Regions from separate parts of the Mus musculus genome. Here region 1 is linked to region 2. Evidence: chromatin loops called from intact Hi-C (ENCODE). Cell type or tissue: gastrocnemius. All regions are shown on one strand. Each heading gives the region's core, and the rest is flanking DNA. Links, peaks and the distances in the headings are about the cores only.

Region 1 (2,500 bases), core at 1-2,500, 190 kb after region 2:
GTCGGTGGCCATAATGTGCGCATCAGGTAAGAATCAGTCTGTGTTTTGGATCGGGGGCTGAAGCAAGTGATTTTGAGACTTCAGTGATAACCAAAACCTAAGTTCTTAAATTTGACTAAAATCATTGGAATTTTCATGAGTAATGTTAGAATTAGCTGGACTGTGGTTGCCATGAACACCTGTGCTGACTAGGTGAGCAAGAAGGGGTGGTCCCCAGGCAGAGCGCAGGAACTGCTGCTCACCAGTCCCCTTTCAGGAAACCCTTAGGGTAGCATGTCACGTGCCATGAGCCAGTCTCGGATTTTTAGTTTGCGGTAGGATTCAGTTCCATTCAGTTCGATGTGCTCAGATTCTAATGTGGCAGTTGTTGGGTGACCTGTCCTTTTGTTTGCTTGCTGTAGTACTCTAACAAGAAACATCCGGCATCGGAGAGGAGAAAAGGTTGTCATCAATGTGCCAAGTAAGTGGGTGGGGCTGGGCTGGGGCTGGGGCAGCATAGTCCAACCGGCAGCCTTGATTCTCAGCTCCTCTTCTTTTCATTAATAATGCAGTATTCAAGGACAAGAATACACCATCTCCATTTGTAGAAACATTTCCAGAAGATGCGGAGGCATCAAAGGCTTCTCAGCCAGACCATATCTACATGGATGCCATGGGATTCGGGATGGGCAACTGCTGTCTCCAGGTATTGCCTGTGTTGTATGGAGACTTAAATGTCCTCTTCACTATGCATGTGTCTGGTTTAAAGTCACCTTCTAATCTGATTCGAAAGATAGCTTACCTTCTGAAAAATGATGTTGCTTTAGTAAAGTCTTTTGTAGCTGTCTTTTGACTGAAAATTCACAGTTTACCACAGAGGTGTGTGGTTGTTACTAAACTTGGTATCTATTGGTAAACAGATGTTGGTGAATGCCCTTTTTAGATGCCTGATTTTTTACCGCCATCTAGTGACAGCCTTTGAGGATATTATACAAGGCTCAGATCTCTATTTCTGAAAATGACCTCTGGTGAGAGAATCCAGTGACTTTATGATCCAAGGGCAAAGGTTGTTTGGCATTTAAATTTTTATTCTTGTGCAAAGCTACCTCGTGGTTTAAAAGGAATAAATATTTAACAGTCTTTGCCTTGCCCCTGGCTAAATTACACTAGAGATACAATAGTATTTCTCTGTTCGAACAGTTAAAATTTTTGCTGGGACTAATCAAATAACTGATGGCCTCCAACAGTGACTGCACCAGGCTCCCTCAGGAGCAGAGTGGGGAGTGCAGTCTCCCAGCCCACACAGGCCCGTGGTCGTCTCTGCCCTTGCTGCCTCCATGCTGAGCTGGCTTACTTAGTTAAACTGACTGTAGCCACAGCACAAAGGGCACAAAACTCAGCATTCTTTTCTTAGGGCTGCAGCTGTACACACAGTTGTCACATTAGCCTCCCAACTGTTATTTTTGAAAGTACAGATAATTTAGATTTAATACCCAAGTCAGACTTTCCCATGCTACATGTTTCTATAGCATGAAAAGGTATTTTGTTTCCTTTGCATATTTAAGTAGAATCAGATATGTAGCCTCCAAACAGACGCCAGAATGTTCCCTTAAGAACGGTCACACATCATTTAAAACAAGGCTGACTTTTGACTGTGTTACCCGCTTTCTTATCTTAAGTACAAACATTTCTGGAATTAATCATTAAGCTGCAGCACTTAAAATGTGTGGCTTCAGTATTCTGGGAGTGTTCTTGGAACCCAGCCCTTCCTTGGCTTAATATTGAACCAGGGTCTTTCAGGGTTGCACAAAGTGACAGTCTCGCTTGAGACACTTGATTTATGCAAATAAGTGAGTCCTACTGGTGGGGACAAGCATTTTCATGTAAAGACACAGTTGTCTAATCTATTTAAGGTATGAGTTTAGTACTTCCCCCAACATAACCAGTTACAGTATCCCACTTCAAAAGGTTGTAGTGACACAATGAGATGAACTCAGAAGTAGCTACAAAAGTCCCTGCCTTATATCTTCTGACTGGGACCTGAAAGAAGTATTTATTATAGAAAAGCACAAAAAGAAATGGTAAGTACTTTTTTAGTTAATAGTAGACTTAACTGGACAAAACAAAACTCCTCCAAGTTTGTGAGCTTGCTGAGTGCTATAGTGCTTGCCTGGCATCCCAGTGCTACAGAGGGAGTGTGAGCTCAGGCCAGTGTGGGTTCCATATCCAGACCATCTCAGAGAAGTAAATCTTTACACTTCAGAAAAAGGCCATGGCCTGCTATGGATTTTTTTTCCTCCTCCTTTTTTCTACTTAAGAGAATTATGTGGTTTCAAAACCAGATTCTAGGTAAGTGTCGGGTTTGGTTTCTCATCTCCGTGTTTCACAGGTCCTCCTTCCCTCCTGTCAGTGTCCTAGTGACGTCTCCTCCCGTGGGATCTCTTAGGAGGGCAACAGAAGCCAGCCTTCCCGTGCTATGCCTTTGTCAGGGGTCAGAGCTCCTTGGTTTTGCTTTCCCCAC
Region 2 (5,412 bases), core at 1,615-4,114:
TTAATATGCAAGTGCTATAAGAAATATTCCTGCAGGGGACTCTTGAATAACGCTGTTTTCTGTGGTCAAGAGATACTTGAAGAATCATCTACTGAGAGGGATGAAGCAGGCACTTGGCTTAGCTCATTTTGGCTTCCACTGGAGGAAAACATCTTCCACCATAATCCACAATCACGACTTTCCTGGGCATGGATGTCGGTTTATCTCCCAGAACTCAAAACTCTTAGTCTGAATAACTGACATATTAATGGATTAATGAACTCTTACCCTTGGGCTGTTTGGCAGAAGCAAATGTTAATCTTTTCTAAAGGAGCACAAACCTAATCCAGGGCTCACAGGAGCCTCACAGGCAGAGGCTTAGACACTGGTCTATAATCCAAGTCTCTGCAACATTCAAAACACACACACACACACACACACACACACACACACACACACACACACACACACACTAGCATGGCAGAATGTATGAATGTCTGGGAATTTCAGGTCAGTCAGGTATCTACTGAATAGTCTAAAATGACTAAGCACATAAAACAATAAAAATTAGGAAAAACAGAACTGCAGAAAATAGCCCAATACAATGCTGATAAATGAAATACGCATTTGTGGACACTCAACAGGTATATAAGGAAGAACAAAGTGAGTATTAGCTAACTAAAAGATTATTCAGGGACCAAGATGGAAAGGATGCCTGAGAGATGCCCCAGACAGATAATATAAGGGGATGTCGATATTTGAATATAATATGACTAAGCCCTGGCTATCCTGGAACTCACTTTGTAGACCAGGCTGGCCTCGAACTCAGAAATCTGCCTGCCTCTGCCTCCCGAGTGCTGGGATTAAAGGCGTATGCCACCACACCCGACTTGCTTTACAAGTTTTTTAAAAGCTTGACTTAACAGATTCAGAAAGTTAAAAAGTGCTAAATGGTATAAGTAAGATCAAATCTGTTTATCCATGGTGCATGGTGTGTGTGTGTGTGTCTGTGTGTGTGTGTGTCTGTGTGTGTGTGTGTCTGTGTAACACTATCCATTCATCTGTATTTCATCATGGACAAGAAGAGCCCAAGAGAACCCAACCCTACATGAAGCACTAAATAGCAATTACCAGACTGTGGTGGCTTAATAAGATGTCTCCATAGTTTCAAGCTTCTGAATACTTGGTCCCCAGTTTGTGACACTGGAGTAGGTTTAAGAGCTATGAACTTGCTGGAGGAAGTATATCACGGAGGGTGGGTTTTGAGGTTTCAAATGCTATGCATTCTCCCCCCTCCTCTTTCCCTCTCTCCCTGCCTCTCACTCTCCCCACTTTCTGACTGTCTCTGTCTCTCTCCCTTTCCCTGTCTGTCTCTCTTTGTCCCTGTCTCTGTCCCTCTGTCTCAGTCTCTCTGTCACTCTCTGTCTTTCTCTGTCTCTCTATCTCTGCCTCTCTCAGTTAACAAACCCCTTTTGGTTCTTTTCATAGGGCTCTGCAGCTCCACAGCTATACCAGGAAGGGAATTCACAACTCTTTTTAATCTCTGGTTGCCTGGAACAAGGCAGAAACCTGCAGTTCCCAAGCAGACTTCTTTTCCATATTAGCATTGGAGTTAAAGCCTTAACTCCACAAACAGAAGGCACAATGTGGAGCAAGAGGTCTCTCGTCCCGCCTATCCTGCTTCTAGCTCGCCAGGGCTCTTAATGCGTCTATTGTTACCTAGCACTGGAAATAGCGCTTTCTCTCTTAAGCCTCACTGCTATTTGTACTTGTTCTGTGCTTGTTCAAAATGCCTGGCTGGTTGCTTTTATCTGCGGAAACTTGCATAATTCCAGGGGCGGTGCTGTACACATTTATTGGGGGAGAAAAACATGTTCTCTCCCAGCTGTGTGCGAGGCAAACAGAATCCAGTAAACAGGCATACATTTTATCAGGCCAGCTTGGGAATATAGACTGTCATGATCACTTTCCCAAGCTACAGAAACAACAGTGAATCAACTGCTGGGTTAATTAGAACCCAGACTCGCAGCCCATCCTCAGCTCGGAGAATGAGCACTATTTTCCTTTGCCCTAATTGCGTGATAATCTTAAATATCATCATTTTGTAAAAGACCCTGTAACTACAAATTACGCTGCCAACCATATTATTGGGTCTCAAAATGTGACTGCAGTTTGAAGACAGTTGCAACTTGCAAAACAAACACAAAGAAAAATGTCGTCACCAAAGAACAGCACTGTTACCAGGCAATAGGACCACTCTACCTCTCTGTGGATGCGGTGCTCTTTGCTTTCCAGTCCCCTGCCCCCCCCCCATATATTTAAAAAGACATCAGTCGGAGGGTGGGTGGGTGGGTGGATGGGGGCCGGGGAATGGAATATGGAGTGTAAAAAATAAATTTAAAATAAAACTAAAATTAAAAAAAAAAAAAGACATCAGAATGTCTCTTTGTCTTATCAGCAGATTACAGGTGACAGGAGGTAAATTCCAAAAAGCTGCCGGGATGGGTAATCTTTGAGTTTGACAGTCTTTCCTGGCAACAGCATTCCAGTGTGTCGGCAGTATGGAGGAGCCAATCACGAAATAATTGTATAAGATGCAAATGTCACCACCATTCCAATCAGTATCAGTGAAACGCAGACGCTAAAAGAACTTTCTATAAGTAAGCCTGATTAAACTCGGGGACCATAGCAGGCTACTTTGCTGTTAGATCATTACTATAGAATTTTATTTGAGCATTTGCTCCGAGAGACTACAGTGTTGGAAACTACAGAGCCCCATTTTGCCCAGGTGTGCTAGCACCAGGGGTGGGAAATCTAGGACAGGAAAAGAACTCATGTCAAGTAGAATGTGGAACATTATTAGAAAATTTAACCCCATTAGAATGGCAACAAGCCTTTTCTCAAACACACAGCTTCTCATGTGTGTGTGCGTGTGTGAATATATATACCAAACTAAAGGTAAAATGACAGGGTAGGTTGAGAAACTCGCGATAATTCCCAGCTAGTCTTTACAGATGTTCTTCTAGGCTATCGCCACTAGGGGGCAGGGCAGGCTGCTTCAATTTCCTAGGACATTTTCCCCACTAGGGGCGCTGTAAGTTATGGCGAGAAGAAGCAGGTTAAGTCTGAACTGACCATGGGATTACAGGGGTTAGGATTCCCCCTCGGGAATCTTAGTCTTATTAGTAAAAGAACTCAAGCATGGATTTCAATGTAAGCTGGCATGGAAATCAGACACATGATGAAAAAGCAGCTACAAGGTAGGATGTGAGAGGTAGGTAGCATTAGAGAAAGAGAATGGACGCCCAACGTATCAGGAAATGCATAGGATAGGTGGGGGGGGGGGGAAGAGGAGGAGGAAGAGGAGGAGGAGGGAGGGAGGGAAGGAGGGAGGAAGAAATTGTCTAAGTTGTACCTCTCCCTCCAAAGCTCATGGTGGCTCCTAGGGACTGTACTGGGGGGTGGGGATCATAGAAAAGAAAATTACAGTATCCTGTTAAAGGAACAATAGCAAGCCTATCTCTTTAACGTGGCTTAAGGTGAGCTTACTTCCCTGGGGGTGGTCTCTTGTCCCAGGGTAACTGCCTGGCCCAACTAGAATGTTAGGTCTCCACCAGGCCAAAGATTCTGTTCTCTTGACCAGAAGGAGTTTTTCCGTAGTGGGCATTTGTACAGCTGCTCTAACATTTTGAACATAACAAAGCTCTTACCCTCTGGGAGTCACTCACTGCTGTTGGGAGCCCAGGGCTGGGTGAACAGCATAAAGAGTATGCAAACGTGTGTGCCTTTGACACTTTGTTTCTTAAGGCATTTCTTTCTACCCCTCACTTTCCAACGACTGCACAGAGCTAGTTCTGCACGTCCCTGGACATCCACATGGTCCCCAGCAGCTGCCTCGACCAGGGACGTCCTCATGTTCACTAGTGGTCACATGGGACATCAACATGGACTTGTTGGTATTGAACCCCAGACTCAGACACGGCCCTCAGTGGCAGCTTGAGGTGGGACCTCACTGTTGCCCCGGGTGCCAGGGCTGGCCACTTTCAACAGGCTACCCTGGAGTCTCGATGTCTATCTCTCTTTATAACGTTCAAGCTGCTCCACTTCTCTTTCTCTCCCATCTGACCACTACATTCCCATTCACTGTGGAGACTCCCACTGCAGGCTGGCCACGTAGCTGGCAGAGCCCGGGGCCTGGGGTGACATCTTCCATCCGTGCTACATGGTGTAGCAGTACCCAGCAATACCCAGTTAATGCTACTCAAATCTATCCTACCAGCAACTTCGGCTGAGTTCCTGCCCCAGTGTTCTGGGTTTCTGCATGAAAGACACATTTACACAGCCTTTATATTTGTATATGCCTTAAATAGCTCAATGGCTGGGCTACTTCCTAACCTCCACGTGGCTAAACTACCTCTATCCAATATTCCCAAGTTATTACTTTACTAAAACCTATATTCTATCTTGGCTATCCTAGACCCAGATATGCAGCCCTCTCGGGCTGCGTTACCCCAGCTCCTACAGTCCGCCATGCTGCTCTTTCTCTCTGGTGTGGTGTCTTGGTTCTCCTTCTCCTGGACTGGAAGATGCCTCCTTCTTCCTCCTAGGTCCCTTGCCTGGGGAATCCTAAAAGTCCAGCCTCAAAAACACCAAAAAACCAAAACAAAAACCAAAAAAACTTTAGCCAGGCAGTGGTGGCGCACGCCTTTAATCCCAGCACTTGGGAGGCAGAGGCAGATGGATTTCTGAGTTCCAGGCCAGCCTGGTCTACAGAGTGAGTTCCAGGACATCCAGGACTATACGGAGAAACCCTGTTTTGAAAACAACCAAAATAATAATAATAATAATAATAATAATAATAAATCTAGCCTCTGTCTCTCTGCCCAGAGCAGCTTTATTTACCAATCAAACCCAACTGGAGGTGGGGGGTCCCTCAGTTTTACATGTGGGACACACCACAAACAGGTTTGGGGGAAACCTAATTAGCATGAGAATACAAGCAACTATAACATGTAGTGGCAAGTCTAAGGCCTGCCTAGTGCTGATCTGTGGGTGGCACAGCAGTCCACAGACCTCTGTCTTCTTCCTCCCCGGCTGTGCTGCCTGAATTTGATTTGATTCATATGAGTTCTAGGCATAAAACAGCTTTAGCCATCAAGCTAGGCATCAAGCTAGGATAACCGTAGAACTGCTTTGGCCTTGGCTGATATAAGAACACCACAACTAACATGGTGTTTGATTGCCTTTGCCAGGAGGGCAAAGAGGGCTTTGGATTGCTGGATGACTTCAATCCTTTGATAACTGGACCATGACAGTCGGCCTCAGAAAGAGGAAATGGACAAATAAGGAAATAGACCTTGGGGGCTAGCTTTAGGAATGTAATCTAACAGTTTTTAGCAAGGCAGAGGGAATGAGGGAGAAGGGCAAGGTTTG

What was found. A loop is a pair of places that touch in the nucleus more often than their neighbours do. Peaks named below come from ENCODE experiments on the same cell type or tissue, not always from the same donor. Only the 100,000 strongest peaks of a DNase experiment are listed, where the experiment ranks them.
Region 1: it touches region 2 in a loop (12-fold over the local background); 17 of 42 quality-filtered maps call a loop at or near these places.

The regions. Positions count from the first base shown.
Region 1 is chr9:77,780,683-77,783,182 of GRCm38, forward strand. It overlaps Gclc (glutamate-cysteine ligase, catalytic subunit), which reads left to right. Exons shown (of 16, transcript NM_010295.2): 5 at 402-460; 6 at 552-685. Among named protein-coding and RNA genes, the nearest start is that of Gclc, 27 kb to the left of the region's middle. In gastrocnemius, for the core only: a CTCF peak has its summit at 947 (motif pointing left); no DNase peak of the experiment used is centred there.
Region 2 is chr9:77,593,516-77,598,927 of GRCm38, forward strand. No RefSeq gene overlaps it. Among named protein-coding and RNA genes, the nearest start is that of Klhl31, 41 kb to the right of the region's middle. In gastrocnemius, for the core only: no CTCF peak of the experiment used is centred there; a DNase peak (open chromatin) is centred at 3,053.